Regions from separate parts of the Mus musculus genome. Here regions 1, 2, 3, 5 and 6 are each linked to region 4. The links are chromatin loops, found by intact Hi-C in ENCODE. Cell type or tissue: left cerebral cortex. All regions are shown on one strand.

What was found. Peaks named below come from ENCODE experiments on the same cell type or tissue, not always from the same donor. Only the 100,000 strongest peaks of a DNase experiment are listed, where the experiment ranks them.
Region 1: a loop joins it to region 4, with 7 times the contacts of the local background. A loop is called at or near these places in 4 of 42 quality-filtered maps.
Region 2: a loop joins it to region 4, with 7 times the contacts of the local background. A loop is called at or near these places in 6 of 42 quality-filtered maps.
Region 3: it touches region 4 in a loop (7-fold over the local background); 2 of 42 quality-filtered maps call a loop at or near these places.
Region 5: it touches region 4 in a loop (6-fold over the local background); 3 of 42 quality-filtered maps call a loop at or near these places.
Region 6: it touches region 4 in a loop (6-fold over the local background); 11 of 42 quality-filtered maps call a loop at or near these places.

The regions. Positions count from the first base shown.
Region 1 is chr13:36,502,209-36,507,208 of GRCm38, forward strand. The region is part of intron 6 of Fars2 (phenylalanine-tRNA synthetase 2 (mitochondrial)); the gene reads left to right. Among named protein-coding and RNA genes, the nearest start is that of Gm46409, 110 kb to the right of the region's middle. In left cerebral cortex, CTCF peaks have their summits at 2,023 and 4,355; DNase peaks (open chromatin) are centred at 605, 1,608, 1,878, 3,150 and 2 more places; H3K27ac peaks cover 3,960 bases.
Region 2 is chr13:36,576,558-36,581,557 of GRCm38, forward strand. No RefSeq gene overlaps it. Among named protein-coding and RNA genes, the nearest start is that of Gm46409, 34 kb to the right of the region's middle. In left cerebral cortex, a CTCF peak has its summit at 2,246; DNase peaks (open chromatin) are centred at 45, 414, 2,168 and 2,828; H3K4me3 peaks cover 710 bases; H3K27ac peaks cover 2,888 bases.
Region 3 is chr13:36,529,898-36,534,897 of GRCm38, forward strand. The region is part of intron 6 of Fars2 (phenylalanine-tRNA synthetase 2 (mitochondrial)); the gene reads left to right. Among named protein-coding and RNA genes, the nearest start is that of Gm46409, 80 kb to the right of the region's middle. In left cerebral cortex, no CTCF peak of the experiment used is centred here; DNase peaks (open chromatin) are centred at 2,205, 3,331 and 3,706; H3K27ac peaks cover 2,660 bases.
Region 4 is chr13:36,723,460-36,728,459 of GRCm38, forward strand. It overlaps Nrn1 (neuritin 1), which reads right to left. Exons shown (of 3, transcript NM_153529.2): 3 at 2,163-3,397. The coding sequence ends at 3,169. It overlaps Gm38636 (a long non-coding RNA gene), which reads left to right. Exons shown (of 4, transcript XR_873241.3): 4 at 14-703. It overlaps Gm30177 (a long non-coding RNA gene), which reads left to right and starts at 3,396. Exons shown (of 2, transcript XR_382190.4): 1 at 3,396-4,143. In left cerebral cortex, no CTCF peak of the experiment used is centred here; DNase peaks (open chromatin) are centred at 7, 560, 1,272, 2,654 and 4 more places; H3K4me3 peaks cover 1,681 bases; H3K27ac peaks cover 3,622 bases.
Region 5 is chr13:36,364,464-36,369,463 of GRCm38, forward strand. The region is part of intron 5 of Fars2 (phenylalanine-tRNA synthetase 2 (mitochondrial)); the gene reads left to right. Among named protein-coding and RNA genes, the nearest start is that of Gm40912, 160 kb to the left of the region's middle. In left cerebral cortex, no CTCF peak of the experiment used is centred here; DNase peaks (open chromatin) are centred at 1,999, 3,479, 3,752 and 4,509; H3K27ac peaks cover 1,756 bases.
Region 6 is chr13:36,280,037-36,285,036 of GRCm38, forward strand. The region is part of intron 4 of Fars2 (phenylalanine-tRNA synthetase 2 (mitochondrial)); the gene reads left to right. Among named protein-coding and RNA genes, the nearest start is that of Gm40912, 75 kb to the left of the region's middle. In left cerebral cortex, a CTCF peak has its summit at 2,227 (motif pointing right); DNase peaks (open chromatin) are centred at 2,227 and 2,971; H3K27ac peaks cover 265 bases.

The DNA of each region.
Region 1 (5,000 bases), 220 kb before region 4:
ATCAGGCTGTGACTGGTAGCACATGTACACTCCTAGCCCTGTTCTCCCAGGAGCAGTTATTCATTGATACTACAGGTTGAAAGGCCCTTATTTCAAGTGCTTGATATGGGAAATATTTCATATCTAGGATATTTTTAAAGTTAGGACCATTTGCTAATGGATATTTGGAGGATGGGTATGACTGAAGTCATAGTAGTTCTACATCTTACCCATATAGCCTGAAGAATATTTTATGTATTTTGTTTGTATTTTTGAGAAAGAACATCTTTGCCTCCCACTGGCTTTAACTCCAGATCATTCTTCCTCAGACATCCTAGTACTGGTTTTACCAAGATGTACTACCACATTCAGCATACAGTATTGTGTGTGCATTTGTGTCTGTTGTGTAGAGGTGTGTATGTGCGTGTGTATGGAAGCCAGAGTTCAATGGTGGATATCTTCATCAGTAACTCTCCACGTTACTTTTTGAGGCAGGGTCTCTTAACTGAATTTGGGACTCATCAATTTGATTAAACTGGTTGGCTAAGGAGTCTCCAAACTCCTCGTGCCTTAGCTTCCCCAGGACTGAAATTACAAGCAAGTATCGCTCCCACACTTGTTTTCTAGGCAGGTGCTAGAAATCCAGATTCAGGCCTGCAAGCTCTCCTGGCATCTGCTTTACCAACTGGTCCATCTTTCCTGATTCCTGTGTTCTTAGTCATTATGTGTATGAAACAAAGTCTTTACATTGAATCATCAGATTTATGGCATTATGTCACTATCAAATGTTTCAGATTTTATAGCATTTTAGAATTTGGTTTTTGGATTAAGTGTGTTCAACCTAGTTTAACAGTGTAAAATCTGGAAATGCTGTTGTATAACTCCAAATCTTTTCACTATCAGTAACTATAATCAGTAGTAGTGGTAAGTTTCAAATACAGAAGCAGCATCCTCTACCCCAGGCTATACAGTAGTACCATTTGTACCTGCACTGTCGATGTCCTGATAGCTGTTGAGAATCTTTTGGTAGGAAACTATTCTCAGGAAGACTTGAAAGCCATCTTGAACCACTGGGAAAAGGGAATGTGGCTAGTTACCTGTCACTATGGGAAGGTGTTGTTGGGAAATGCCCAGCACACCCTGATCCTTCAAGCCTTCATAGCCAAGAACTGGTATATATTTCATCTGGGTGAGCTAGTTCTGCCTCTGGTCTTAGAAAGCCAGTTAATCTGTCAGCATGGGCAGAAAGGTACCTGACAGCTCACCTGGGGCCAGAGAAGCCAGTTCCAATTTCTCACACTCACAGTGCAGGAAAAGCTTAGCTCGTCACCATGAGCTCTCACAGAGCAGGTAGCCACTGGCTTCCTAAAGGAGCCACCAAAGAGAGAGCACAATGCAGAAGCCACCCAGCTTGAGGGTCTTTTCTGCCCTGTTGTGCTGTCCACACAGCAGCCCTAGTGCAATGTGGGAGAGATGGCACAAAGCAGGAATCCCAAGAGGTGGAGATCTTCAGGAACTCCCGGGAGGGAGGCATTCTCATCTCAGCAAAGCTGTCCTAGCCCTCACCCTCCTCCCACTGCTTCTCTTCCTCCTCTTCTCAACCTGTTGCCTCTGGAAAGAATCACCCAGCAGGCTCTAATGCCTGTGAGAGGGTTCAGTCCTTCTCCGGGGTCATCTGCACTGTTTCGTGTGTAGAGTCATGAGTGACAATCTCAACTAATAATATTAACTTTAAAATAAAAGCTGGAGATACAAGTGTTCCTTTTAACCTTGAGGGATCTTTTTCTGTTGCCTGTCCCCTCACTGTTTACCATAGAAGTGGCTACAGATCTTTAAATAGACCAGCAGAATTCAGCGCTCTTTTAAATGTAAAACCATCCTAGGTGCTAGAACACTTCTTTTTTTAATCCAGAAGGACGAGTTATCTAAGAAGCTGAATACTAGCAAGCTAGTGTGTGTTAGCTGCTTGAGAAACTGTACCCCACAGCCCACGTCTCTTAGCTGTCCCTCCACCCCATTCACAAGGGAGTCTCCACCTGCCTGCCTGTCCTCGGTACTGACTTCGAGGACGATAGGTGAAGACAGTGACTTAAACATACTCTGTCGCCACACACTCATCTGCCAGGAAAGGAATGAAATGAAACATCATCCTATCCAGGCATCAGCAACATAGTTGAGGGGGCATAAAGGGAGTCCACATGATTGCTTCCCACAGAGGCAAACCAACGCAGCCAAGACCTCATATAAACTCAGAACATCATGCCAAGCATTCCTAAAGGGCAATAGGGAACAAATGAGAAAGTATCTTCAAACGTCACATTACACAGGGATGCAAGGGAGCCCACCTGTTTCCCTTTTGGAGTAGGTTAAATCAGGATATTATCAGTTGACTGACTTAACTTCATCCATCTCTTCCTTTCCTTCATCCTAGATGTAGTCTGGAGACTCAGTTTTGGCTAAGGAGAATGAGCAGAACTTTCTGTAAGATTCCTAGGGCAGTGGCTCTCAACTTGTAGGTCGTGGCCCATTTGGGGTCAAATAATCCTTTCACAGGGATCACCTAAGATCATCCTTCATGTCAGAAATTTATCTTATTATTCTTTACAGTAGCAAAATTACAGATATGACATGGCAACAACAGTAATTTTATGGTTGGAGAAACATGCGGTTCCCCCACCATTACCCATATCAGAAGTCACAGCATTAGTAAGGTTGGGAGCCCCAGCCCTAGAGGCTTTTGACCTGTCTGGCCCCTGTGACCTTTTCCGTGCAGCCCCATCTCTTATCTGTGCAGTGCTGATTTGTGGCTCTGTGGCCTTCTGTCACACAATGGGGACCATACGTGCATGATCAGAACTACTGAAGGGAAAGAGGAAAGCACCTAGATCCCCCATCACAACATGAACATCTTTGGTCTGTACACCTCCAGGCTGTTTGTTTTGTGTTGTTTGTTTGTTTGTTTGTTTGTTTTGTTTATCTGGGTTTAAGCTGGGTCAGTTTTGATTCTGTATTGTTTGAACTGATGAGAAATGGCTCGGCGTGCCAAGGCTGTTGTAGAACTGGGGTTTCATGCTACTGAAAGCCATCAAAGTGGGATCCTGAGCAGTGCAGGAGCTCTGAGCTTACATATTGCAGTCTATAGTGAGGTCAGTGAACGAGAGTCAAAACACTACCAAAGATGAATGGCAGACACACGAGTGAATGCTGATTGTGTCAAAGTAGCCAAGAGAGCAGAGGTTGTTTTCCAGTTTTCCAGATACACAGCTATCTACATGATTAAAGGGGTGCTTTTATCAGCAGAAACCTCAAACTTTTATACAAGTTTAAAGTAATTTTTTTATCATTATTTCTGCAAAATGTTTTTATTAAAGGAAACACCATATGGTAACAGCAAGAAGAGCTGGTTACAAGTCACGAAGCTAGTCAGATTCCTTTCCAACAGTTAGATCCAAAATACTTATCACAGACCCTACATTTAGAAGAAAAAAGTCAAAGCTTCAGGGATCCCAAAAGAAAACTTCCATGAACAATTGGTACATTGTTGTTTTCATGTCCTAGATGCAAAACGAAAGCGTATAAGATGAGAAGTTAAGTTCAAAGTATTTAACAACCAATGGCTCCTGGCCCTGATTCTCCACAGCATACATGTTGGGCACCAAGGCGTTCCATCAGATGGTTACTCCCACCCTCCTTCTCTCATTGTACCGAGTCTGTACCCACTACTACTTTCTATCTCTGTAACTGTTGTCTTATGTGCATGTCATCGTACCCCATGTGACTCTCCCAGTGGGTTTTCTACACTGCATAATTCCCTTGAAATCTCTTCAAGATGTGTCATGTATCAAACAAGAATCCTTCCTGCTGCCTGTTCAAACAGCATTTTCCCATGACGGATGGCTGGACACCCTCTGTCCCTCTCCTCAAATTCCTAGTCCCAACCCTCTGTTAAATGTGTGCCTTCCCTCATTTGATTTGATGGTCTCAGTATCTCTATAAATAGATATTCTCATTCATGCCAGTTGGCAAGAGCAATGATTAAGGCTTAGAAAAATAAACCTTACCAAGATCAGATACCAAAGCCAAATTTAACACAAGGTTTAAAAGCACCTAGAGCCTGTAGTCCAAAGTGAAAAACAGATCCAACCCCCTGGATATGCAAGCACTTGCTCCATCCTCTGAGAACATCCTCATCCCACGATACTTGGTTCATTCACTCCTCTCTGCCATGACCAGGGTTCACAGACTCTCTTCCAACTTCCCTCTTCCACTTGCCCTGGGCTGCCTTCCAAGTGAGCGGAGTTGCTCCATGCTGCCTTGGGGGATGTGGGCTCCGTGTGTGATGGAATAGTCAGCACTGATGCACTAGTCGGAGCTGTTGTGCACCACCTCCCCTCAGCCTTCTGCACATTCTCCTCGTGTCTGTGTCTCCTCCTGATTCATTCCAAACAGCTAGGAACATCTCTAGCATCAAGGCTTAGCTCAGGAGCATTTGTGACTATCCACTAGCATCCAGGGTCTCTACCACAGCTTCCTTGTCTGCTTGCTCCAGACGACTTCTCTCTAGGTGTCAAGAGTCCCCAAGTTCATCAGGCTCCTGGGCTCTATTCTAGGTAAACTCGACTACGATAGCCTCTGTTTATTCTGCTCCAGACAGAAAGAGTCTGTATATATTGGCTTTGGGAAACACAGTCCCAAGTCTTTCAGGACTAATGCATACCTGCAGCCAGTATTATCCCCCAAGTTTCCTCAGGGGGAAAAATATCTCACTAGGTTTGCTGCTTCCTAAATCATGTCCTAGCATTTGTTACAAGAATGCTCGTGCGCAGTGGGCTCCTTGGACATGTGTTGGTGTCTCCTTCCCGTGGATCCAATTTGACATGCAAGTCACTCTCCCCAAGGCTCTGCCTTTATTTCCTCCTCGTTTTCCTTCCCATCCTCTATTTCGTCACCTTCTTCCTGTACTGCAGCTCTTCCCAGATTGCTTATCCCGCTCATTCTAAACATAGTTTGTACAAAACAAC
Region 2 (5,000 bases), 150 kb before region 4:
CTTCTCCTTGGAGTCTGTGGGGTGGAGGAACAGCAGGGCTTCCTTGGCACAACCCCCTTTCCCTGCTTCTGGGAAAATTACCTCTCTGTCGCTGGCCTCCTGTCCTGGCTCAGGAGTCTGACTTCACCTTCCTGAAAGCAGGAGTTTGGTTTTTTTTTTTTTTTCCTTCTAAATTCTGCTGCCTGCTGCCAGCAGAGAGAGAGAGAGAGAGAGAGAGAGAGAGAGAGAGAGAGAGAGAGAGAGAGAGGTGGAGCCTGCAGAGGCTGCTGCTGGACCATCCGATGCCGTTCAAGGAGACAGTCACATTAGTCACTGGGTCCTGGGGTCTCAGCGAGCAGTATATGCAAAGATGAAGAGGGAGAGGGCTTCGTGCTGCACCATCTTTGAGTCATCCCTGGGTGTCAGCACTCCCACCCCACCCCTGAGCATGACTGTGTCATCTGCAGCCATCTGCCCAGCCTCTCAACAGTGGTGCCAGCTGTAGTAGCTAAGAGGACCTCCCCCAAAAGAGGATGCTACTGAGGCTGAAGAGGAGGGGCCTTTAACCATTTTAGCCCCTCCCCTACTGTTTTATAAGTAAAGAAACTAGGCCACAGCTGAGATGACTGGCCCAAGGTCACCCCAGTAAAAATAGGGGAGCTGGGACCAGAATGAAGGGCTCCTAATACCCAAAGGTACTGGGACCGCATCAAGGAATGCTCCTTCTCTTTCATCTTGTCTCTGCTTCATCTTGTCCTCTAGACTCTTCTCGCCATTCTAGCCCTGTGTGGCCCAGCCTCAAGGACACCCCTGCCCCACTCCCGTGCAAGCTGCATCTTCCTGCTTGGTTCTAAAGGTCTTGCTGACTTCTGGTTATATGGTACTGGCCTAAACAATGCTCCCTGAATGGTTGCAAGCAGAGTGTGGAAGCCACATCTGGGGTGGGGGTGGGGAGGTGGTGGAAGCTGCATCTGGGGTGTGAGTGTGGGCATAGGGGGGCACGGAGCAAGAACTGGCTGTAGCCAGGATGTATGCTGACCAAGGCTGAGGACACTCATTTCCTTCCCAAGAGACTGAGTTTGACTTTCAGAGCCCAGAGCAATGCCCTGGGATGAGAGGCATCCCCAGACCCCTCCCTGGGCAATGGCTACTTTAACAAGCCCACACTGCCTTGGCCTTTGTACTTCCAGCCTCGTCCTCACTGCTGTCAAGTCTCCTCTTTTACTTTGATCCTCTCAACAGACTGTCATTCCCTTTTTAAGAGATGTCACCATAGTTGGCATCACTTGAGTCCTCTACCAAGCACACTCGCTTATTTCTCTGTCTCTTGGTCCTCCCAGGGGTCACTTTGGGCAGAATTGTGTCCAGGACCTGTCATCTCTGGTTCTGAAAGCTTGGCTGGCTGGAATCTGACCACCTGAGCCAGAAACCTGGTGCAAAGAGGAGGATGGGAGGCACCGGTAATGGTTTAAAGGCCAACCTGCAGTTAAGTAGGGTTTGGGGAGTGGGTAAACAAACGGCAGCTTGGTTATGTCACAGTCAGGTTATGCTCTGACATAGGGGTGCCTGGGAAACCTGGTCTGAAGGCCTACACGGCTGAACTGAGAACTGAGGACTGCAGAGCCCAGTCCTTCCGAGAGCATTCTCTAGAGTGTGATCCATGGGACACTGGGTCTATGATACACTCTGGCAATAAACGGTTCAGAGATCAGCCAAGTTTGGCACTCACAGCTCCCTGCAAATCTGTGCGTCCCTCTTGCCAGTCTGTCCCAGTACCCTTGGCTCTGACCCATCAGGCAGTAAGAAACATGAACAACAACCACTCTATGTCTGCTGACCTTAAAGCCTGGCAGATACCTGGGCCTTGTCAGGCCAAGAAGGCTCTGTAGAGGTGTCTCCTTATGTCCCCAAGATCAGGGCTCAGGGACTCCCGGTTTTGCTTTGGATTTTGTCTCCTCTTATTTGAATTTCTGGAGAGAAAACAAACAAACCAAACCAAACAAACAAAAAAATACCTTCAAAACCAAAAACTAACTAGTTAGAGCCCAGAGAAGAGCTGGCCAATGAAAGGCAGAGTTGGAGCATTACAGCATCAGCGAGACCGCCCATTGGCCGGCCTGCCCTGAGGAGATGCGGCTTCCCGCCCCTCCACGCGGTGCGGAGTCCGTGCGGGCAGCTCTGTGTGCGCGCCCCAAGATGCCCGGCGCGCGCCCCTGGCCTCCAGCCGGGAGCTCTGGGTATTTGCGCGCGGCCCAGCGAGCCTTAGACAGCCGCAGGATGGCAGCGGAGTCCGCGCTCACCAGTGGAGGCTGCGGGGACGCGTGGCGCTGGGCTTCTCTGCATTGGGGAGGCGGCCTGCAGAGCCCAGGACTTCCAAGGACTGCAGAGCGGCAGGACTTGGTCCCTGCGCCCATCGTTGTGTTGTGGCTGGGTGCGTTTCCTGTCCGCTTTTTAGCGTTACTTTAACCACCATCTCTGAATTGTGCTGGGCATATTGTTTCTGGAATGAGGGCTGCATTCCCAGTTCCCTCGTTACTAGATAAGACTAACTTGGCAGCCAAGGGCTTTCTGGCAGATGTCTGCTATAATCCCAGCCTTCCAGAGGCTGAGTCAGGAGGACTGCTGTGGGTTCAAGACCAACAAAATGAGACCTTGTTACCGCCTCCCCCGCCCCCCCTCGCCAAATCACAACAAAAATAAAGTCAGGGAAAACGAGTGTGTGTGTGTGTGTGTGTGTGTGTGTGTGTGTGTCTGTTTGCCACAGGGAACTAGTTATGTTATTGTGGGGCTGGCACTTCTGAAATCTGTGTACTCAGCGAAGGGTTAATGGAACTACTCAGGAGTTGGCAGGCAGGGTTTCCCTGCATTTTTTAATGGTCCCAACTGACTGGACTAGGCCCACTCATTTACCCTGTGGAGGGAGAAACACTACAGAATTATCTTAATTGAACGTGAGGGAAACACCATAGCTGAATCATATTCCCTCTGACCCTCAGGATCCCAGAATGTGACTATTTCAACAAATCTGTCAGGAGACCTAGAGACACACAGCAGCACTGGGGTGTGTGGGGGGTGGGGTGGGGTGGGGTGGGATGGAATGGAATGGAATGGAGGTGGGGTGGTTAGGTGTGTTACATGGGCAGAGTCAGCTAGCTGATGGGAGAGGTCTCTGAGAAACCAACTGGCTCTGCTCTGGCCTCTTGACTTCTAGTCCTCTGCAAAGGAGGAAAATATTTCTGTTGTCTAAGCTGTACTAGCCAGTGGCACTCTGTATGGCCCTAGATACCCAGATACAATACTGACACAAGCTCAGTCATTGCCGTGGTGTTTGTGTCTAGACTGCATGACAGGAGCCGTTTATCCATCTTTGGCAACTGCATAGGTTTTCATGCTATGCCAAAGGGCTTAGGTTTGAGATCTATCCATGCTGGGGGACCATGCAAGCATGTGCATGTGCTTGTGTGTGTGTGTGTGTGTGTGTGTGTGTGTGTGTGTGTGTGTGTGAGACATAGACTGGCGGGGAAAACTGAGGTCTTAGTCTGTCTTCTTTCTCATTCATTTTGTTAGTTAGCATATAGAATAAGTCACCGTATGGCCTTTGCATCCAGGTGCATCATGTTTGCAGTGCTCTGACTCCTAACATAACAGCTGTCCCCTCATCAGAGCAGCTTTGACTGCTTACAGGAGACCCTCAAGATCCAGCCTGTTGACTATTGGCATTCTCTGTGGAAGAAAGGGTTAGAGATTCCAGTCTCTCCCTCCTGCACCTCCTAGTCATTTGTATGTAATTCTGCCTTAAATGTTTGCAGCCTTGTGGTCTTGGGGACCTTAGAACGTATACCCTGTGAACAGTTAGCTGAAAGGGTTTCATCTGTGATTCCATGTATGCAGCTATAAAGTCACCACCATGTCAAGGTGAGATTTTTCTAGGAGCATAGCTACCCTGGAGTTCTCCATACTCCTGAAATAACTCCTTATCAATGTTCTATAAGTAACATTCCAGGTTAGAGGATTATCCCCCAAGTAGGTGAAATTGTTGATATTCTATAAGAGGGCATATATGTGTGTGTGTAAATATACATATATGTATATATATGTATGTGTGCATATATATATATAATAGATCTGTGAGTAGTGACTGTGGTGCTTATGAAAACGGTCCTTTCAGATACCTAGTGTCCTAGTGTGGGCATTTATGCTATATATATTATCAAGCAGAGGGAGGAGAGACTTAGGAACAACTTCGATATATATATACCTGCTTATGAAAGAAACTGTGTTTGTCTGAGGTTAGGCTCTTCTTGAAATCTAGTTTCATCACCTTCCGAGCAAATGATACATTTTCATTCATCTTTGTGGTTGAATAAAACTCCCTTGTGTATATGTACCACAGCTTTATCCATTAATCTGCTGACCGTCATATAGGCTGATTATGAATGGTGCTCTAGTAAACTTGGCTGAGCAGGTATCTCTGTGGTACGCTGTTAAGATCAAATCTGGCTTTTAGAAAGATCTCTCTTGAAGCAGTGCTCTGTGAAGGAGAGAAAGTACCCTGAAGGAGCAAGCTGTCACCAGGCCCAGGGGTCAGGTGGCTACTCCTGCGAGAGGCCAGTGGAAGGAAGATGCTGTCAACCCAAGTAAAGAAGGTGACTGAGCGCTCTTTTGAGGGCAGCCCTGGTACAGGTCAAGCAAGGCATTCTTTTTTTATGCATGTTGAATTCGACTTTCCTGGAACATTCCAGAGGGATCACACTGGGGCCATTTGTTATATAGTGTCAAGTCCAAGTTGGGTTATAAGCAAAGATTTCCATATCTTTACTCATCCAGAATTAGGAGCCAGTAATCTTCCCACCATATTTGCCGTGTCAGTCCCAAATTTCCCAAACATCTGTGGCCATTTCTCCCCACTCCTTTCCTGCCTCCTTCCCTCCTCTTCCTTCTTTCTTCTTAAAAATATAATAGTGTGTGTGTGTGTGTGTGTGTGTGTGTGTGTGTATGCATGCCACAGAATGTGTATAGAG
Region 3 (5,000 bases), 190 kb before region 4:
ATTAAAGAGGTTAAACATTGACTGGCTAGGATTGTGTGTGCAACGGAGGAGTAGGACCCACTCCTGTTAGCTTAACTTCCAGCAGTTTTAGTTATATGATGTCGACTATAATCCAAAATGTTAAAATTCCAGGAGTAGTATAAAGTTTTGTGCTATGTCGCCCATGGTCTGTTCAGCATCTCTATGCTATGTACACTGCCCACCCATCCATCATCTAGCTGTTCTCTCACATATCAGATCAGCTGTGTGATATAAGTTCTTGAGTCAAATAGACTTTAATTTAATAAAGGCCCAAAGCTCAAGAGCACCAACAGTGGAAATTTTTTGTTACATAGTTGCAACTGCAATTGTTCCATTTTACTATTTTTATCCTTTTATTAAAAAATATTTTAATTGATTCTTTGATCATATTATGCACCCCAGCCCTACACATCTCCCTATCCCTTAATATCTACCCTCCCTTAATATCTACCCTTTGCTCTTGAATTCCCCTGCCCCCAATAAAAAACACAAACAAACAAAAAACATCGAAAAACATCTCATCATGCAAGTTGTAGTAGTATGCCACAGTGTGTCTCACAATATATCCCTCTGTCCACACACCTTCACTTGCTGATGTTCATCACAATGAATCATTTGGTCTGGTTCGAGATCTCTGTTTCTGTGACACCATCACTATTGGCTCCTCCTTGGGACTCCTCCCAGTTCTCCTGTTGTTGCCCTTCGTCATGGAGATCCTGCAGCTTTAGAAAAGCAGGAATGGCCCATTCACGTATCTCAACCATTTGCAAGTGATATAGATTTTGGGGTGGGCCAATTCAGAGCTCTGGATATGGGCCTGGTGGCAGCTGTGCCAGTCAGTGAGCCACCGGGGTGAGTTCTCTAGCACTGTTCTGGCCAGGCCACCCAATGCCACCATTGGCAGGAGGCAGGGTCATTTCTTCTGCTCTCATGGTCTCCGGCCAGCTCACCAGCACTCATGCCTCCAGAGACAACTCCACTGTGCTGCCCAGTCATAGCAGGAGGGGCTGTGGGGAGCACTTTTCCAAGTGCTGTAGCCTGCAAGGGGCTGGGCCAACTCTCCTACTCTCACACCCCCTGAGCTGGCTCACCCTTGACTTCACCATCAGGGCCAGCTCTCCAGAGCACTACAGCCAGTGAGGGGGCAGAGCTAGTTCTCCTCTGGGCCAGCTCTCAGTATTGCTCATAGGAAGGGGGAGGGACCCATGCCACCTCTTGACAGGTGAGTTGTAGAACCAGCTCTCCTACACTCTCTCCTAGGGTCAGTTCTCCTGTCTGCCTTCAGTAGTGAGGGGGTGGAAGGCATCTTCCCCCATCCAAGACCACTTCATAGCAGAGAAGTGATAGGGTCAGCTCTCCCTCACTGATACCCTCCAGCAATTAACCCACACCCCATCCGGGACAGCTCACTGGGACAAGCTCTTCCATCTGCCTCAGATGGTGAGGGGTGAGGGTTGGGGGGGGGTTCGCCTCTCATGTACTTAAACTTTAAATTTAAATCAAATTTCATCACAGGTACCCCAGTCATACTTTAGAAAAATGTATCTATAGTGTTTGTTGCTATTGCTGGTACTGGGCAGTCACTGTGGTCTTGGAATGTGTCCCCACCACTGAGTAGATAATCCACTCTTGATGGGCAGGCTCTGAAATAATTGCTGTATAGTGTGTCCATCTAGTCCTCAGAGATAGAAGAAGGAAATGGAGGTCTTGCTTCATAGGCAAGAACTCCAAGGCACAAGAGGTCATGCAGGGGCCCTAGATCTCACAGCAAAGAGAACGGGAATTGGAACCAGCTTTCTCTCAACTACAAAGTCAGGTGCTTCTCCATTCTCCCACAGCCTGGCAGCTCTCGGTCCTGTCCTTGGAAGTAACATCGAGCTGTCTCCCTCCCTCCCTCGTCTTGCCGCCCGTGCTTCTTGTCTGGCTTCCACGAGCTTCTGGATACATTGAATGAACTTGCTTTCTCCACTGAGCAGAAGAGTGATAACATGGGGCATCGGGCTGAACCTTTGTCTCTGACAAGCAGGAACTAGTTGACTACAAAGCCAAGGATCCAGCTTTCTCACTCTGTCAGTGGAACTCTTCTGGACAGCATCTTTCTGCACTGAGTAATCTCTGTGTGGATGGATAGGCAGTGTCTGCAGTGCCCACTGGTCATGCCTCGTCTATTCTGGGAGGTGTCAGGCATACCATCCAAGAACACAGAGTAGCTGCTCTGTCACAGATGGAAAAGCAGACTATTGTGGATGCTGTAGGAGATAGGTTTGGGCTGCATGTGAGGAAGGGTTTTATTTCAAGTTCAGAGCTAGTTTGGTTGCCACGGTGAACCCAGTGGTTGTATAATAGAAGTCTTCCCTCCCTCACCAAGACTCTGACCCATTGTTCCTTCTTTCCAGGCGGCTCCATAGCCCTGTACCCCTTCAGAAAATACCCCCCATACTTTGAGCTGGGGGGAGCACTAGTTAATCTTCAAGTAGTTCTGATGATGGTTCACTTTATTACTCTTTCTATTTTGTTTTAAGATATTTATTGCTCAGCTTTTTCACATTAAGACTGACACAAATATGAATATTTACAGGATGCAGTAAAATATTTTGAGCTATGTGTAATGATACAGTAATCAAGGTGCTTGGCATATCCGTCACCTCAGACATTCGTCATCTCTTTGTTTTGAGAACATTTAAAGTCCTCTTGTAGATAATGTAAAATATTCAAAACAGGGTCACTAGCCAGGGTCATCTGCTTTGCCACAGATCACTAGAGCCTGCTCCTTTCACCTTCCATAACTTTGTTGATCTTTCATCCCCACCCCAGCCTCTGGCAGCCCCCGCCCCTATTTTTTTTGTGAGACCAGCTTCTTTAGGCCCCACAAATAAGAGAGAGCACACACTGTGTCCCTTCTGTAATTGTCTTACTCCACTGAGCATAGCATCCTCGGGACCACCCATGCTGCTGCGATGACACCATCGCACCTTTTTAAAGACTGAGTAGTATTCCATTGAGTAAGTGTTCTTGATTTCTTCTTCCATTCACCCCCTGCCGGATGCTTGTGGTAATCTCATATCTTGGCTTTATGAATACTGTGCCAATAAGCATGGGGTCCAGGTCCTCTCAACACCTGTTAAAACCTCCTTTGGATGCATACCCTGAAGGGGATTGCTAAACCCTTTTAGGCATAAGCTTGACAGTCCTTTCACTGATCCAGACTTGACTGTTCTCAATCCCACGCAGCTTTCTCTTTGGTCTAAAGTTAGGAGTCTCGGAGGAGGAGGCACTAAAACAGAATCCCCCTCTGCTGGCTTGTCCCGCTGGCCTGCCTCCTCTCCCCATAGTTCACATGGGATTGCCCATCCTGGTTCTCAGTTTCTGCCTGAGCATCCGGACTTGGGTGGGAGGTGGAATTGGGTAAGCCTTGACGTTCAGAGTGGAGCAGGGAACAGGACCAAGGTGAAAGCAAGTCATGTGTTTTGTTTCCCCTAGTTGGACCCTGAAAGGGGGTGGGGGTGATGTCAGGCTGGTTGGGAGAAGCACAAGATGTTGTGGTATTGGCACAGCAGACCATCCTGAATCACTCAGGAGCAGACAAGGATGGTCACGTATGGCTGCCTGTGTCCAGTGTCTACAGGCAGAATGACCCAGATTTCTTTTTTGGTTTCTTCAGTGTCCAACTCTGTAACTAGACGAATAGCACCATGCCAGTGCACATGGTATCTCCCATGTGCTGACGAGGAGACCCTTAGATATCCCTGTCGCCTGCAGAGTGGCACAGCTGGCTTTACCGCCAAGTGGCTGCCAGCCCTCTTACTGCCAACTGGCCCACTGCTGGATGACAGATTCTCTGTGCTCCTTTCTGTCAAGCTCAGTGCCTGCAAGATGCTTTTTGTTGAATGACTGACTAACGAAGTCTATAAACGAATAGTCCCGGTTGAAAACACTGTAAGGTACTTATTAAAATCTCTGTTTTTTTTAAAAAAAAAAAAGGCAAAATGCCAAGTTCTAGCCAGCAACCACACATTGTACAATCAGCCAGTATTACAAGGCAATGGAAATTGGTTTTTTTTTTTTTTTCATTCTTTTCCACCTTGTCAGCAAAGGGATTTGACCTCCTTAACTGAACAATAGATAATCTTGTTTATTTTTCTCACAAGTAGAAACTGTGGAGTACATGAAAGTGAACTTTGATTTGCCTATGAAGCTCCAGATTATACAGCCGACTCGACTCATCCCAAACGCTGGGCCCTATGGGTTGGACAGAAAGCCATGGCAACCGCCTGCCGCCCAGACCCAGTACTGCACCAGTAGGGAAGACCTCTGTCAGTGCATTCCTTGTCTATGTGTCCTGGTCATCCGGGTCATCCCTGTGTCCTCTCTAAGTCAGACAAGCTTATTCTGTGTCTTGCTTAGTCATTTTAAAACTATATTGCTGCTTAGAGGAAGTTAGATGTGTTCGCTTTCTGTCACTATGAGAAATGCCTGAGAAATGAGGAAGTGTTTATTTGGGCCTGTAGTCTAGAGCCTTCAGTCCATGAGCAATTGACTCGTTAGTTTTGAGCCTGTGGAAGCATGTTAGAGTGGGAGCATATGATCAGAGAGACTTATTTACCCTATGCTGGGTTTGAAAAGAGAAAGAAGGAGCTGCGTGCCCCTTATCTGCCCTCTAGGAACCTGTCCCCAGTAAACTTAAGCACCCTGCTACAGCTTACATCTTAAAGGCCCCACTACCTCCCAGTAACCAGGGCCTTTGGTGAGATTCAGGATCCGAGTCATAGGAAGAGCTCAGAGGTGAAGGGGAGGAGGATGCTTGACAGAGCTCTTGAGTGTGGTGGGAAAGACTGTTCTGAAACCACACTCTCTATGCTTCATTTCTATCCTATTGAAATGAAATTCACATAACATGAAATTAGTCATTTTGAAAGTATACAGTTCAGTGCCATAGGGCAGTTCTCTAGTCTGGATGTCTGGATGTTTCAGACAGTGGG
Region 4 (5,000 bases):
CTACTTTGCCTAGGATGGTGTGAAGGAAGCCCTCTTCGGCGCCAGTTCGAGAGCCAACCAGGATGCTCCAAGGTCAGGTATGGAAGAGGTAGGTGTGCTGAACTTGGTGCCCACGACGCCCGCCCACTTTACCACAGCCTTAGGATACACACACCCTGATTATACCCTCACCCAGAACTAGTAACCGGGACTTCTGCGACGCCACTTAAAAACAGTAACATCACAACCAACATATGTCCTCACGATTAAACAGCACCTGATAGCTGGAGCCGGCATGACAATCATCTAAACAATCCCAAACAAAAGAAAGGTTCGGTAAGGAGCCAAATCCAAAAGCCTGAGTTTCGAAGACTCGCCTTAAATTCCTGGAGATCTCTCCTAGTGCAAGTGAGCGAGTGTGGTCCTTTGATCCGGTAAGGTAGCTTCAAATAGTAAGCCTGTCTTCGAGGGAACCCCTTAGGATAAGTGTGCACGGGAGGCAATAGTGTTGGAGGAGCCTTGCATCCAGAGGAGTTCCACCTGGAGAGCAGTTGGAACCTCACTCTGAGCAAGGAGTTCCAGAGAAGGAACCCTGTTGTGTGAACAAATCAGCCTGCCTCATCCCGCCCTCTGGTCCCTTCTGTCTCCCCCCACCCCCCAACAGCCTACTTGGTTTTCTAGGAGGTGGATCTAGCGGGAATCTCTCTTCGGGGAGGGGTGTGTGTGGGGGGGGGGGTTGGGGGGAGCCCCAGTCCTCCTTTACCTCCAAAGCCTGCAGAGAAGGCGGTGCGGGCTTCGTTTCCAAAAGCTAGGGGCATGTAGGCACTGGATCGTCCCTAATTCACAAAATATTATGGAAAAACAAAACAAAACAAAAAAACAGAATCGGATGAAACCCTTTTTCCCCTCTCTTCTTGTACCCTCTCCCTATTGAAAAGATTGATATATTTGAGACAAGCTTCGATGTTTTCATCTTTTAATGCTGGCCATTGTGCTTTGGCTGGTCAGCTGTATACTTAGACTTCTGGAAAATACCATCTGAATGAAATGAACAAATCCCACGGGTTTCCAAAATAATGAGCGACCCGGAGCAGCGAGATCTCCTTTGGTTTGGGCTGAAATCCAGCTCCAGGGAGGAGGAGGTGTTGGGGGCTGGGAGCGGGTGGAACAGTTCCCTAGAGTGGCCCTGCGCGGCGCGTGCGTGAACCAGAGCCCGTAATGTATGCTGCCATTAAGAATCCATGCAGCTTTCAGAGCTCGGGGCGCAAGGACGCATGTGTTGCTGGAATTCAATCCGTGGGGGGAATGCAGATTGGGCTGCGACCCACTGGGTTTGATTTATGAACGGTTACACTAGCGATTGTTTACACATTGCATTTCAGAGTCCCGGCACACCCTCCCCGCCGCGGGCGACGGGGCTGCTGGGTGTGGGAGCCTGTTTCAGCGCCGGAATCAGCCTTCATCCTTCTTCCACCCCTCCGTGTACCCTGGGGAACACCCACAAACTCCCTCCCAACCCTACCTTCAGCGAAATCAGATTTTGATTTCAATGAATCCAAGAGCTTATGTGTAGTTCTCCGTCCCCCACAGCCTACACCATGACTGCAGACCCAGGACCTGGGTCTGGACTGCGCCTATTTACTTATTTGTGAGGCCATGAGGAGCCTATAAATAGGAAAGAAGGGGGCAGATCGAATGGCAGATCAATAGGCCCCGTCTTCTCGCCATTTCAGTTGTGCTGTCTTATTAATTATGAAAGGATTCGCCCGATCCTCGCCTCTGCCCCTCTGAGGAGCCCTTAATGGCGGTTCCTTTGCAGGCTACCTCTAGTCACCACAGAGGAAGCTGCGTGTGGTTGTTAGGGCCCAGCCCAAGGAACCGTGGTTAGGGCTCAGGCCCACCTGGTGCCTGGGCAGCCGGCTGACCACCGGCAATGTATCTGTGTGTGCAAGACCGGTCCTCCAGTGCATGTAGTAAAGGCCTTGCTCTTAATTTGAAAACGACCTCCCCCACCTCCCCAGTATAAGCAGAATGTAGGAGACATGGCCAAGTGTCCCTAATTAAGGTTCCCATGAAGTCAGCAGGGTCATCCAGACAGTTTGGTGAGCAGGTGAATTTATCACCTGTCACCGTGTGTTCCCCCAAGAATTCTGGAACCTCGGCGGAGGAAACAAAACGACACCCCATTTCAAACAATAACTTTTATTTTATACTTCTCTATACTTTGTAGCAAATTTTTGCTGAATTTAATTTATAATAAACTTTTTAAATTACATCTCTCTCTTTTTTTAAAATCAAGGCTCTTTTATGTCAAAATCTTTTTTTTTAAATTCTATTTTAGATTTAACATTGATTACCCCCTTGTGATCTATACCGTTGGATATTCAGGTATTACTGTATGTGTAACAGCTAAAACAAGAGAGGAAGGAAAATAAAGGCAGTGGACCTGAACGAGGGGCATCGACAATAGCAGGTGAAACCGGCCCCTCATGACCATAGCAGCATCTCTTATGACAACCTATCCCACTATACCCAACCTCTTTCTCTCTCTCTGTCTTATCCTTAAAAAAATGCTAAGCCCACACTCTTGTGTTTTCGCTTTTCTGGAGGAGAAATGTGCAGTGGAAATGATCAAAACAAGGTACTGTGGAAGAAAGACGTGAGCATGATTATTCACCGGCTGATTCCCACGTGGACACCACTCTTGAAGTCATTCCCCTGGCCTTCTCCTTTTCCCTCTCGCTTTCCCATTAGGAGGAGCCCATCATTCTTCATGTTATCAACATGATTAATATAGTAGGTGGCCCAGGGCCATTCCTGAGATTCTTTTGCCAAAATAAAATAAAATAAAATAAAAATTTAAAAATGGGGGTGAGTTTGCCGTTTTCTTATTTTTCTGTGAAGACGGACTAAAAGGTGAGGTCCGATTTTGGCTGTGCTCGCTCGCTCACTGATCGGTAACATTTGGCAAATAAAACACAAGGAATCAAACACAATTAAAAAGAAGAAAAAAAAAAGAAGAAGAAAAAGAGAGAAACAGGATTTCCCACAATCCCATATGAGTGTTTTCAACATCACAGAGAATCACAACGTCCTCAGAGAACGAATGGCTATTCCTCTCGATTTCCGGGAGCATGGTGTGAGTGTGGGTGAGTGAGCGGAGGGGGAGGGGGGGACCCGGTCCCGCGCTCAGAAGGAAAACCAGGTCGCTAAAGCTGCCGAGAGAGACACCAGGAGCACGGAAAGCGCCGGGAGCAGGGACCCCGCCGCCCCGTTGCTGCTGCCGCAGAGTTCGAATAAGCTGCCTTGGATGTTGAGGTTTTTCGATTCTTTTCTCAGTTTATCCCACATATCTTTCGCCCCTTCCTGGCAATCCGTAAGAGCTGTGACCGTGCAGCTGTGGAAATCCTCCCAGTATCTGGGGAGGAACAGAACAAAACAGAAGGAGTAGCATCACTTTGGGTGCGGGAGGACCCTAGGTCTGCGCCCCGGGTGACTGCGTCCTTTCTAACCTTCCGAGCATCTTCTCCCTACTCTCCCCCCTGGGTCCCAGAGACCTGTTCTGAACTAAGTAATGTCCTGTCTGATCTTTGGTTCATCCCAGAAACCTGGTCCCAGGGTGTGTGAGCCTCTCTTTCTCCCCTCAGATTTTCCTAGCCCGGTGCCAAGAGAGGACCTGACAGCCAGGAGCGGGGTCGCACCCGCTGCGTGGCGCTGGCACTGTGGCCTGCGCCAACAGATTGCTCACCCTCCTCCGGGAAAGCTAAGAAAACAGCACTAAGCCTTGCAAGCTGCGGCCCATTAATGCCTCTTAGCTAGCAAGATGGGCGACTTGCTCTGAGCCAGGCCCTCCCCCTCCCTGGCTTCTCACATTCTCCTCCCCCTCGCCCCTTCTGTTTCCCTCCTCTCCGCGCCGCGGTCCTCTCGCCTTCGCTTTGCTTCTCTCCCTCCACCCAGCCCCCACACCTTCCTTTTGTTTCCAGTTTCTCTTCACCCTCCCCACTTTTCTTTTCCCCTACCCTCCGTTTCCCCCTCTTCCTTTCCTCGTTTCCCCCACTTGCTTCGGGTCGTCCCAGGCCACCCCGCCTTTCAACCGTCCTAGCGCTCCAAAGGCGTCGGGAGCCCCCGCCTCCTCGCCTCTCCTCTCGGTTCCCTGGTCGGTCGGTGAGTGTTAAGTGCCTGGTCACCTAAGCGGGCTCTTGAGCCTCCTCCAGCTCTTGCAAACACCCATGCTCCTGGTCTGCGAGCTGGGTGCTCCCTGTAACTTCCTCTCTAGCCTTCTACATAGGTTTGAAACTCAGGAGCTTCTCTCCTACCTCCTCCAGGTTGTAGCACCCATTTCTCTAGAGTGGGCAAGTTGGCCACCTATGCAGGTCCCCCTGGCGCAGGGCTTGCGATCCCCCTACCTCTGGTCAGTTCCCGAACCATCTCAAGTAACTCAGCACCCCCCAACCTCAACCCCCGACCCCCTTCCCGACTACACACACACACACACACACACACACACACACACACACACCTCCGCTCAGATTCAGCCCCGCCCCCACAACCTTCATCCAACCTTCTCTCTCTCTCTCTCTCTCTCTCTCTCTCTCTCTCTCTCTCTCTCTCTCTCTCTCTCTCTCTCTCTCTCTCTCTTATTGTCCCACCTTTCTTCTGGAAACCTAAAATAGATTCCCGAAACTAAATATAATCCCACGGCGTGATCGATTCCTAAGGCGCTGTCTCCTTTCGGAGCTGGGTCGATCAGCGCGTCTGGTAACTCAGGTCTGGTTCCCACTTCGCCCGGACCCTGAGATTAGGGTCAGCAGCCACTCTTAGCAGTGTGGATGGTTTTATGGTTTGCTTGTTTTTGTTTTGTTTTGTTTGCTTGCTTTTTTCTCAGCTCTTTCCTTTTTTGTTCACCGCGGGACTGTAAGCTTGTTGAAGGCAAGCTTAGCCTTTGCTTCCACTTCTAACTTGGCTTCTGTCCCATTGCGGAGTTGTAAACGCTAGTTGGAGTTCCTGGAACCCGGGCTGTC
Region 5 (5,000 bases), 360 kb before region 4:
ATGCCTCCTCTCTGGGGTTAGTTGAAGAACCTAATTCTTTTTCACCCTGACTAAAATTTTCCTTTTGTCCATGAAGGTAGTGTATATTAAATACAAAATGTTGCACCTGCCTGTGTATAACTGACATCTTCTATCCTGTTGAGTCACTGAAGGTTTTTCTGATTATTTTTTAAACACATAAGGGATTACCATGACAACACTGTCACTCACTGGTTGATGGTACAAGACATATGCTTACAAATCTACTGCAACACAGCATAGCTTGTTAAAAACAGATTCTCGTGTTTGTGATCAAGCAAGGATCTTGGCCTTTGCTGCTCTACTTTTTCTGCTGATAGTTTATCTGTTTTTGCTTTGCTGGGACCTAGGGCCTATAGCAAAAGCATGGAACTTAAGGAGGATTGATTCTCTAGATTGTGGTACTTCTGATTTTTATTTAAGAAAGTAAGACTTCAGGGCATTTATTCAACATTCACAAGACAATCACACAGAAACAGAGCACCTTTTCTAACTGTTGTACCTCCATTCAGCCCTGAAACTCATGTGGGCAGCAGCCTGGTCTACCATGTTGTCCTGCAACCATCTATCCCAGAGGTTTTCTATGACGTCGACCTAACACCTGCCCCTGTGTATATCACAGCAATGACTGAGACCTTGCCTGTGAAGTCACTTTGTGAACAGGTCTAGAATTTGATGTGTCTGTCAAGATGTGAATTATCATTGTGCTTCAAGAGACCACCATTCTTGATAGAAAAATGGTCAGGGAGTCAAGGTTTGACCTTCCCATTCCACGGAATGGTCTCACTCACACTGCCAGCACTTGCTTTTGGTTCTCTATAGGCTGCAGACAGAAATATGTCAATATGTGTGATTACTGAAAAGGTTGGGTAGCCAAAAGAAATTTTTTTAAGTATGAAAGTAAGCAATACTTTTGGGAGATCTGTCTATTTATTAGTTCTGGGATAGTCTCTCTGCATACGTAGAATTAAGGATTTGGGATTCATATCAGCATGGCAGAGTTCACAGAAAACTGAAAGGGATTATGTAGGAATGTTGTAGCTTTGACAGTGTGCAGGGTGATGAGAGCAAGTAACGTCACACAGGTGGGACACAGCATCTGCTCCTTGCTGTCTGGTTCCCTAGAAGCTGTGTCCATCTAAGGTTCAGAATGACTCGTCCTTAGAGAGTGCCCCCTGCAGCTAAAGGGGAAATCAGTACACTCTCAGAGGATCTGATTAGTGCAGTTTGACTAGGAATTCAGGGGCCATATTTTCATTTCACTAGAATGAAACCTAGGGGCTGGAGAGGTGGCTCAGAGGTAGAGTGCTTGCTGCTCTTCCATAGAATCAGATATCAGTTCCTGGCTCCCAAATTGGGTAGCTCACAACTTCCTGTATACTTTACTTCCTCTAATGCCCTCATCTGGCCTCCATGTACACACTGCACACACACACACACACACACACACACAACTTCCTGTATACTTTACTTCCTCTAATGCCCTCATCTGGCCTCCATGTACACACTGCACACACACACACACACACACACACACACACGCACACGCACACGCACACGTACACGTACACACAATACATATACTAAATACATACATACATACATACATACATACATACATACATACATCTTGAAAATGAAAAATAGAGTACACACGCAGAAAAAGGAAAGGAGGTTATGGTGCCAATAAGATTGACTCAGAGTCTTTAACTGGGTTCTCTTTTACTTGGAATTAAAAACCCAAGTCAGCCATATGTGTTGCCTGCAAGTGGTGCTGCTGAAAAGCCACCAGTGTGTTGCTGAACATGGTCCCCTGGGGCACCGTCTCTCTGAGCATCACACACAGGCAGTCTTGTAGCCAGGTGTGTGCAAGGTGTGTGCTGTGCTTATTCTTTGCTTTGAGCTCTGGGTTCCTGCACAGCCAACAGCTGCTTTGCTGAAACTGCTGTCGGGGCCAAGTGTGCGCCTTCCGCCTGTGCACAGCAGGGCCTGTGCAGGAGGCTGTTTCTCCTGTGGGTCTGAAAGTGATCCTGAGTGAGACACCCCACTCAGGCATTTAGCTCAGCCTCAGAACCAGATGCCAGCTCCCTTCCTGTGAGTAACCACTAACCTTTATAAAGCATGCAAGCACCCACAGCAGCTGCCAAGTGCTTGCCAGGTGCTTACGAATGGTTTTTACCACTGTGCCATAGAATAAGCACTGAGTGCACGTTTTACACATGGCAAAATTGATATTTAGAGAATGTAGAAATTTGTCCAGAGTTATACAACCATCAGGTAGAACCTGACAAATAGCTCTGGAGGCATCTGGGAGCAGTCACTAACCAGCAATTTCATTCAGTCCTGTCTGACAATTCATGGCAGAGCCTTTGCCATTGGACAACTAAGTTTCTGTGTGTGCCCCTCAACAACTGGGTAACTTTTGATCATATTTCACCAGATAAACAAAATGGCCTTTCAGTGTTTAAAAAGAAAAAACAATTGTGATAGTTTTGATTTTTTGTTGTTTTGTTTTGTTTGGGGGGGTTGTTTTTGTTGTTGTTTTTACATTAGTTGAAAGTCAGAGACAAAGACTAATGAACTTTCTAGAATCATTGCACTCTAGAATAACTGAGTTCAGCATTGCGGACACTGTGATGGACCATGCTTACTTGTCTTTGACAACAGAGTACATTCAGGCAGCACTCACTGAGAGCCATTTGGGGAACTGCCTGTGATTGTTTGGTCAACACATGAGGGGCATTAAGAAGTAACTGTGCTTCCATGTCTTTGATTTCAACCCTCATTTGGTCATCATTACAGCCACTCACTGTATATCACCATTGTATATCACAAATATATCACCAGTGGATGACTGTTCCTTTGCTTAAAGAGTACTGTGCACACAGAATGGTTCCAGGTACCAAGCATAGCCCCGTTCTTGCTTACCCTCTGTAAAATTAAGAAATTAGAACGTAATAGATGTTTCTGTCTGTTACATGCACAGATAGGTCTCAGGCCACCAGTGTTCACTGAGTATCTGTTCTGCTCACAGCCAGTTGAGCAGTTTTTGCAAGATTTGGAGAAGAATCATTCATACTTAACTGTGCCTCAGTTTCTTTAGCTATAAAATTAATGAATGTAATGCCACTTCTAGATAATTTCATTTACATGGCATCATAAATATCTTCCAGAGATGCATGGATGTGTTCAAATTATTAATAAACTCATTGTCTAGTAACAAAAACAATATCATTTCCTCTCTACTTACAAATAGAATTGTTTGCTATTGTTCTTGAAACAGATACTCACTCTGTAACCCTCACTGTCCTGGAACTTGCTATGTAAACCAAGCTGGCCTAGAACCTAGAGAACTCCATCTGCCTCTGTGCCTTTCTAGTGCCTGCAAAAAAAAAGGTATGAGTCACCTGCCTGCTAGAGTTATTGTTTAGCAGATCTTCATGACCTACTTTCAAGCTCTGTTGTAAGGATGTTACATAAAAAGCCTGTTGCCTAGATACTGAAGTATTAATAGCCCCATTTTACAGAAGAGGAAACTGAGTCCAAAACCAGGAACATAGCAGGTCCAGTGCCACAGGCACAGCCATGGTGGAATTCTGCTCCTCTGGTCTGCAGTCCTGCTGGCAGTATCAGCCTGGAATCAAGCAAGTGGCTGTTTCTTTGAGGGGCCTGTATTACAGTTGAGAGAGGGAGGGAGGGAGAGATCCTGCAAAATTTTAGATGTTTCTGTTCTGATCTTCCCTAGCATGTCAGGCCAACTTCCTCCTCACCAGATGTCACTGCAGCTTGGAGGCAGGCCTGCCCTTGGCTCTAGATGCCATTCTTTGACCAGAATTCCACTCTCCCTCATCCTCTTGCTGCAGACTCATCTAAGCTGCAAGACAGATGCTGCAGAATTCAGCAAAGTCTTGACAGGCACCTCATCACTTTACAGCAGCTGCATTTCCCTGGACCCACCTTCAAACTGAATGAGTAACCAACAGAGTCTTGGTTGAGCTTCCTCATAAACCACACCGACCAGTTCCAACAGTCTTCCTGTGTGTGTGTGTGTGTGTGTGTGTGTGTGTGTGTGTGTGCATGTGTGTGTCTGTGTGTGTCTGTGTGTGTGTGTGTGTGTGTGTGTGCATGTGTGTGTCTGTGTGTGTCTGTGTGTGTGTGTGTGTGTGTGTGCGTGCATGTGTGTGTCTGTGTGTGTCTGTGTGTGTGTGTGTGTGTGTGTGTGTGCATGTGTGTGTCTGTGTGTGTCTGTGTGTGTGTGTGTGTGTGTGTGTGCATGTGTCTGTGTGTGTCTCGCAGCCTTTGGAGAAGGACCACTTTAGGAGCTCTCACTGGTGTAGTTCCTAGATGACTATTTTATCAGCATGTTGGGTTTTGTTTTAACCTAGACTTGCATCTGCCCTCCCACAGCATTTAATGAAGAGGTCTTTGACATAAATCTCTGAAAACAAAAGCTACATTATGCATCCTGTGCATGCAGAGCCGTCAGGGATGCTTCTCTGTGAGATGCATAATTAGAAACTTAGCTCTGTGCTGAGAGTGGGGAGCTGCGATGGGTTAATAAAACACCGCTTCTCAGCTCCTTTTCTGCTCAGAATATGAATTAGGATATGCAGAAACTAAATGACAGGAGCAGCCCAGGGAAGAAAAATGCCTTATTTTTATTACTGTAATATTCTTCATCCTATATTCTGTCATACCACAACCTAGTTCCAGAGACCTGAAGCAATGACTGTTCAAAAAAAGAATTGTCTGAGGTGACTGTTTCTTTGTGCATGGATAAAAAGCCTTCTCTAAATCTATTTTTGTATTGTTTTTATTTAGAAATTTTTAGCTGAAGTACAAATATATGAGTTTAAGGCATAAACTATGCTGTTTTTACTGTAATAATTACCACAAATTTTTATTCAACACTGTTGAGAAGTTTTGTGTGTGTGCACGTGCGCTCTGCATTCTCCTTATTTATCGTTCACTGATGGCACTTG
Region 6 (5,000 bases), 440 kb before region 4:
ATGTCGGTGGGTGTATTTCCTGGCATTTTGCAGCCTCGAGCCTCCACTTCCAATCATTGACTAACAGGAGACATTGGGAAATCTCTTGCCAGCCTCTTTGCTGGATAGTTACCATTTCTGGGTCCTTGAAAAGTGCTCAGTGAGTCCACTAGAGATCATGTCAGGCCCCATCACTGTCACCATCACTAGGACTATTTCTGGTCTTCCGTGGCAGACTCCAGCCAGAGGCTCAGCTGTGTCCTCTGTTATTTCCCTCCTTTGTTTATTATGCCTAGCCTTCCTAGGGTGCTGTTGCACACAGAGCAGTACTAACTACCATTCCACCCAGGGTCCCTGCAGCTCACAGCAGCTCATGGTGGGGTGTTCTGCCCCCCATGGTGGACTCCCACTGGCACTGGCTCATGTGACTCCAGGATGGGCTATTAGTAGCTAATCCCCCATGGCTTTCTCCATAGACCATTACTCACAGACAAGACCCCTCATGCCCCTCTACTCCAACACACACCATGCAGGAACCCACCTGCTAATTGGTATTCTTGCAACTCACAGACCATTTGTCAGCCTGTGGAACTTGATCATCAAGAATATTCTTTCTATACACTGGTATCCTATCATAGAGCCAGGTTTCTGTCAGTCATGCTGGCTCACTTTGAGGATAAACTGATGATACTTCATGAAGCAAGCCAGAGGGGATGGGATAATGTATGTGCTTCTAAATAGGGTATGGTTCCGGTAACCAGAGGTTTTATAATACCCCCCCCCAAAGGGAACTGGATTCTGTATTCTACCTCTCTGAGTCTGTTCACAGGATATGATTCTATTCAGTGTTGTACTGCAGAGCTCAGTAACTAAGTCAGTAACTGAGTCAGATATAGATCGGATTCTTTTGTCACTTGTCAACTATATGGTATTATACTAGATATTTATCTCTTTAGTCTCATCTTTCCTTGATTCAATTTTAATTCATTCTTTGATTTCTACTTTTGTTTTAATTTTCTGCGTATGGTGTTTTGGCTACGTATATGTAAGTGTCCAGCATCTGTGCCCAGTGCTTGTTGAAATCAGAAGAGGGGACCCAATCCCCTGGAACAGGAGTTTGGTCATGTTAGATACCATGTGGGTGCTGGGAATTGAAGCTGGGTCCTTTTAGGAGCTGGCAGTGTCCTTTAACACAGACTCATCTCTCAAACCCCTATTCTTTGTTGTTTTGTTTTGTTTTGTTTCGTTTTGAGACAGGATCTCGCTGGCCTGAAACTCTGTAGATCAGGTTGGCCTCAAACTCAGGTTAGACTGAAGTTTACCATCAGAGAATTGGACTGAAGGCCATGCTAGCACTCCTGGCCTGTCTATTAATTCTTAATTAATTTCTAATTTTATTCATGGGAGATATTGACATTAACCTTGAGTTGTAAATATTAAGAATGTTATCTGTAGCTCTCAGAGTAGTTTGTGACATGGAATTTGAATCCACCGTGCATTAAACTTTAGTTAGACTATTATCTATTGTATTGTGGTCATTTTTTTTAGGCATTATGGAAGGAATTAATTTCAGAAGCACAATTTCTGAATCATTTTCTTTAGAGTGAATTTGAACTCAGAGCTGAGCTAGTATTTTAAGTTGTAAATGTAGATTGCCTTCATTTGTTTAAGAGGATTAGAAGTAATATTTAGTGTATTTTTCTCTGAAATTTTATTTTTATGATAATTAGGTTCTTAGAGATTCAGAAGTGAAATGTTTCTGTACTGTTTATTTTGTACAGCGCTGTGTAAATACAAATTTGTGTTTGTTCAAACTAAATTTGAAAGTAAAGTCTAAAACTACGGTTATGACTTTAAATCTAAAATAACAAGTTTTTTCTTTTGACCTGAGTGTTCTAAAACATGTACTAATCAGTGAGCTCGTGTAGACATGAGAGACTGTGAGTGCAAAGGCAGATTCATTTTTTCTTTTTTAATTCTTTAATTTGTGCTTATGATACGCAATCAGCACTCTGAATTTTCCCAAGCTCTTTCTCGAGCTGTTTCTAATAATAGCCAAGGTACTGGTGAGTGGCTGTGTAGAAGACTGTTCTATTTACAGCAGCCTCATTGTTGTTATCTGGATCTCTCTTGTTCCTCTTGCTGATCAGTAAGTGCCTTTTAAGTTAGAGTTTTCTAAGAGTGCATTGTAACAGAAGTGAACCTCAGCGGGAGGTTTCCAAACTGGAGAGCCTTACCTAGACACAGCAGCAGAGGGCGCTCGGTCCCTCTTTTCACGATAACAGAGCCTATAGCAACCATCTCTCTTTTGAGCAGCTAAGCAGGAATTGTTCATATTAATTAAGTTTTTCGAAGATCTTGTTCTGTGATCTGGAGCTAGGTGCCTTAGAGTAAAATAGGTCTTATTTCAGTCTTGGGAAAACGGAGTAAAACAGGGAATTTCCTGAAACTCTGCAGGAGGAATAAAAACGCATATACTAATGAGTGAGATTTCAATGAAACTCAGTGAATCCTTCTCTTTCCTTTCCATAGTCTGGCTAATGCGCAAAACATCCATTTTCTTAAGAAGACCCAAATGAAAACCCCAGGAATTTGCATTTCCTCTTGAATAGTTTCCTTAATGAAAGGTGTTTGAGACATAGGGTTTAAACAAATCAGTGACTTGAAACATTGTGGCACCTACTTGAAATTTAAACCTTTTTATTAGATAGCTAGTGCCTCTTTGCTTTTAGCCAACAAAGACCCGTAAGAAAAAGAAAATGAAAAAATAAATAGCATTTCTGGACCCCTATTGCCTAGTGCAGGCGGATTATATTCCCTGTGATCTTGTTCGCTCATATTATGTGGTGATTAGAGCCAGGCTTCAATCAGCTGAAAGATTCCCCAAGGCAGGGTCTTGTCCCACCAGTGCACATGGCATGCCCCGTCTGACACCAGGGCAACTTGAGAATTGAGCCAGAGATGCTGCAGTTTGGTGTAGCAGATGCACACTGGTGGTTGCCATGGAGATTGCTAATACTGCTGAAACTCAAAGAAAGGGCACTTGCCACAGCTCAGGAGCCTGTGTGAAAGTGAGTGAAAAGCAAGTGGAATTCAGAATAGGGCCTCAGCTACTTGTCCCACATGGAGTTTTAATTTCCTTTCCTTTCCTCTTCCTTTTTCAGAATCTAGATTGAAAACAGGGCAAGTCATAAGGCAGGCTGGAGCCCTCGGAGCTCTCTGCAGCCTGACATATCCTTGGGATAAGTGTATATTAACAAGCAGGCATGACTAATAGGATTGGGGTTGGGGGCTGGGCTGGCGTGTGGCAATCCTTCTGGAGCCTCTGGTCTGCTTGTCACTGGGGCTTACTAGGCACCTTGGGATTTGTCTGCAGCATATGTGCTGCTGTTAATGATTGAAAAATTACCACAACAATTAGTCACGGATCACTGAAGGCAGGGCCCCAAATGTGATGGACAATGTGATTAAATCCATGTATGTGACAATTAACTCTCCTGCAGGTTTATCCATCCAGGGAACGTGCCCTAGGGGTGAGAGCAGAGTGGGTTGAGACGATGGGGAAGCGTGGTGTTAGAAAGGAATAGGGGAGGTGAACGCCACAGACGAGACTGATGCAGCTGGCACTATTGGTTTTTAATCTGATCCGGAATTAATCACGGTTTGATTAATCCTGGCTTTATTGCACCTTTCTATTGCCCATTTATTTATTTCTGCCTCAATTTGATGGAGGTGTGACTGATTAAATTCTGCTCATTCCATGTTTTTGAATTTTTTAAATTTGGCTCTCCATTGAACACAGTGTTCTAGGTGGTCCAAAGTCCAATTATCTTGTAAGAGCTTAACAGGCACCAGACACAGCATGTCGTGAATCCCCCCATGTATCACAGCTGAGTGACTCAGAATAAATATTTGTTTGTTCAGTAATCTGCCAAGCAAAAGAAGCCTGTGATGTCAATATGCTTGGTTATTTGGAAGAAATAAGATTCCCCACCTCCCAACTTTGGTAATAAGAGTAACACAAACCAAGAAAATTTTGTGCAGAAAGGAAGAAAAATATTTGTATGAACTTATCTTCAAATACATTTTTGTAGCATAACAAGGTCAAGTTATGCTTGTCACTTATAGCTGTGGCTGTACATTGCTTTTTAAACCACATGCTCTGTTCTTTCTTTAGATGATTCTTTGTTATCCATGTTGCTTATGAAACACTGCACTGTAATAATGCCTAGGAGGCTGTGACACAGAGCAGCCCAAGCAGAGCCTGTTGCTTTGTTGTACCTCCGGGGCCTGGGATGTGCTGTGTTGCTTTGTATCTCCTGGGCCTCAGATGTGCTGCTGGGTGGCAGGTGGCTTGCCCCATTCAGAAGACATGGGAAATTACATGGTCTACTTATGGTGTTGCTTCATTTTTCTAATAGAATTTGGGAGAACAATTTTTATACCCCCTACCTCCCACCCCAGACTCTATTGGGTTGTCTTCTTATCTGCATTTTAGCATGACCTAACCACATATGTAAACTAGAACATTTGTTTGTGGTGTGGGCCATAGTAACTTCCAGCACAGTAGACTCAAAGACAAAAATCAGCCCAAGAAGAGTCTTGCTGCTCTGTGAGAGCTCAGAGAAATATTGTGTCATTGATAGTACCACTGATTTGAGCACCAAAAAAGAGTGTCAGCCTGCCTGCAGATGGATGATAGGGAAGCCCAGAACCTCTGTCTTCCGCTGGTTAGCCCACCCAATGCTCCCCTGTAGCCAGCCTCGTATGAAGACTGGAAAGCTCTTCCTCAGGAACTGGCATTCTCTTCTACTGCACTCCATTCTGGAACCAATGTTCCAGCTCGGTAGTCACCGATAGCAGTTCATCTGTCCTTCTGTCCATTTAATTGGGAATGTAATGACCAGGACTGACAGCCAGTCTCTGTCCATTTGCTTGTTTGTCCAAGTGTTATTTCAGTTGTTTATTATTTACCAGCTGGTTTGCCATGAGTGAAGCAGTGCGCCTAGCACATACAGTGG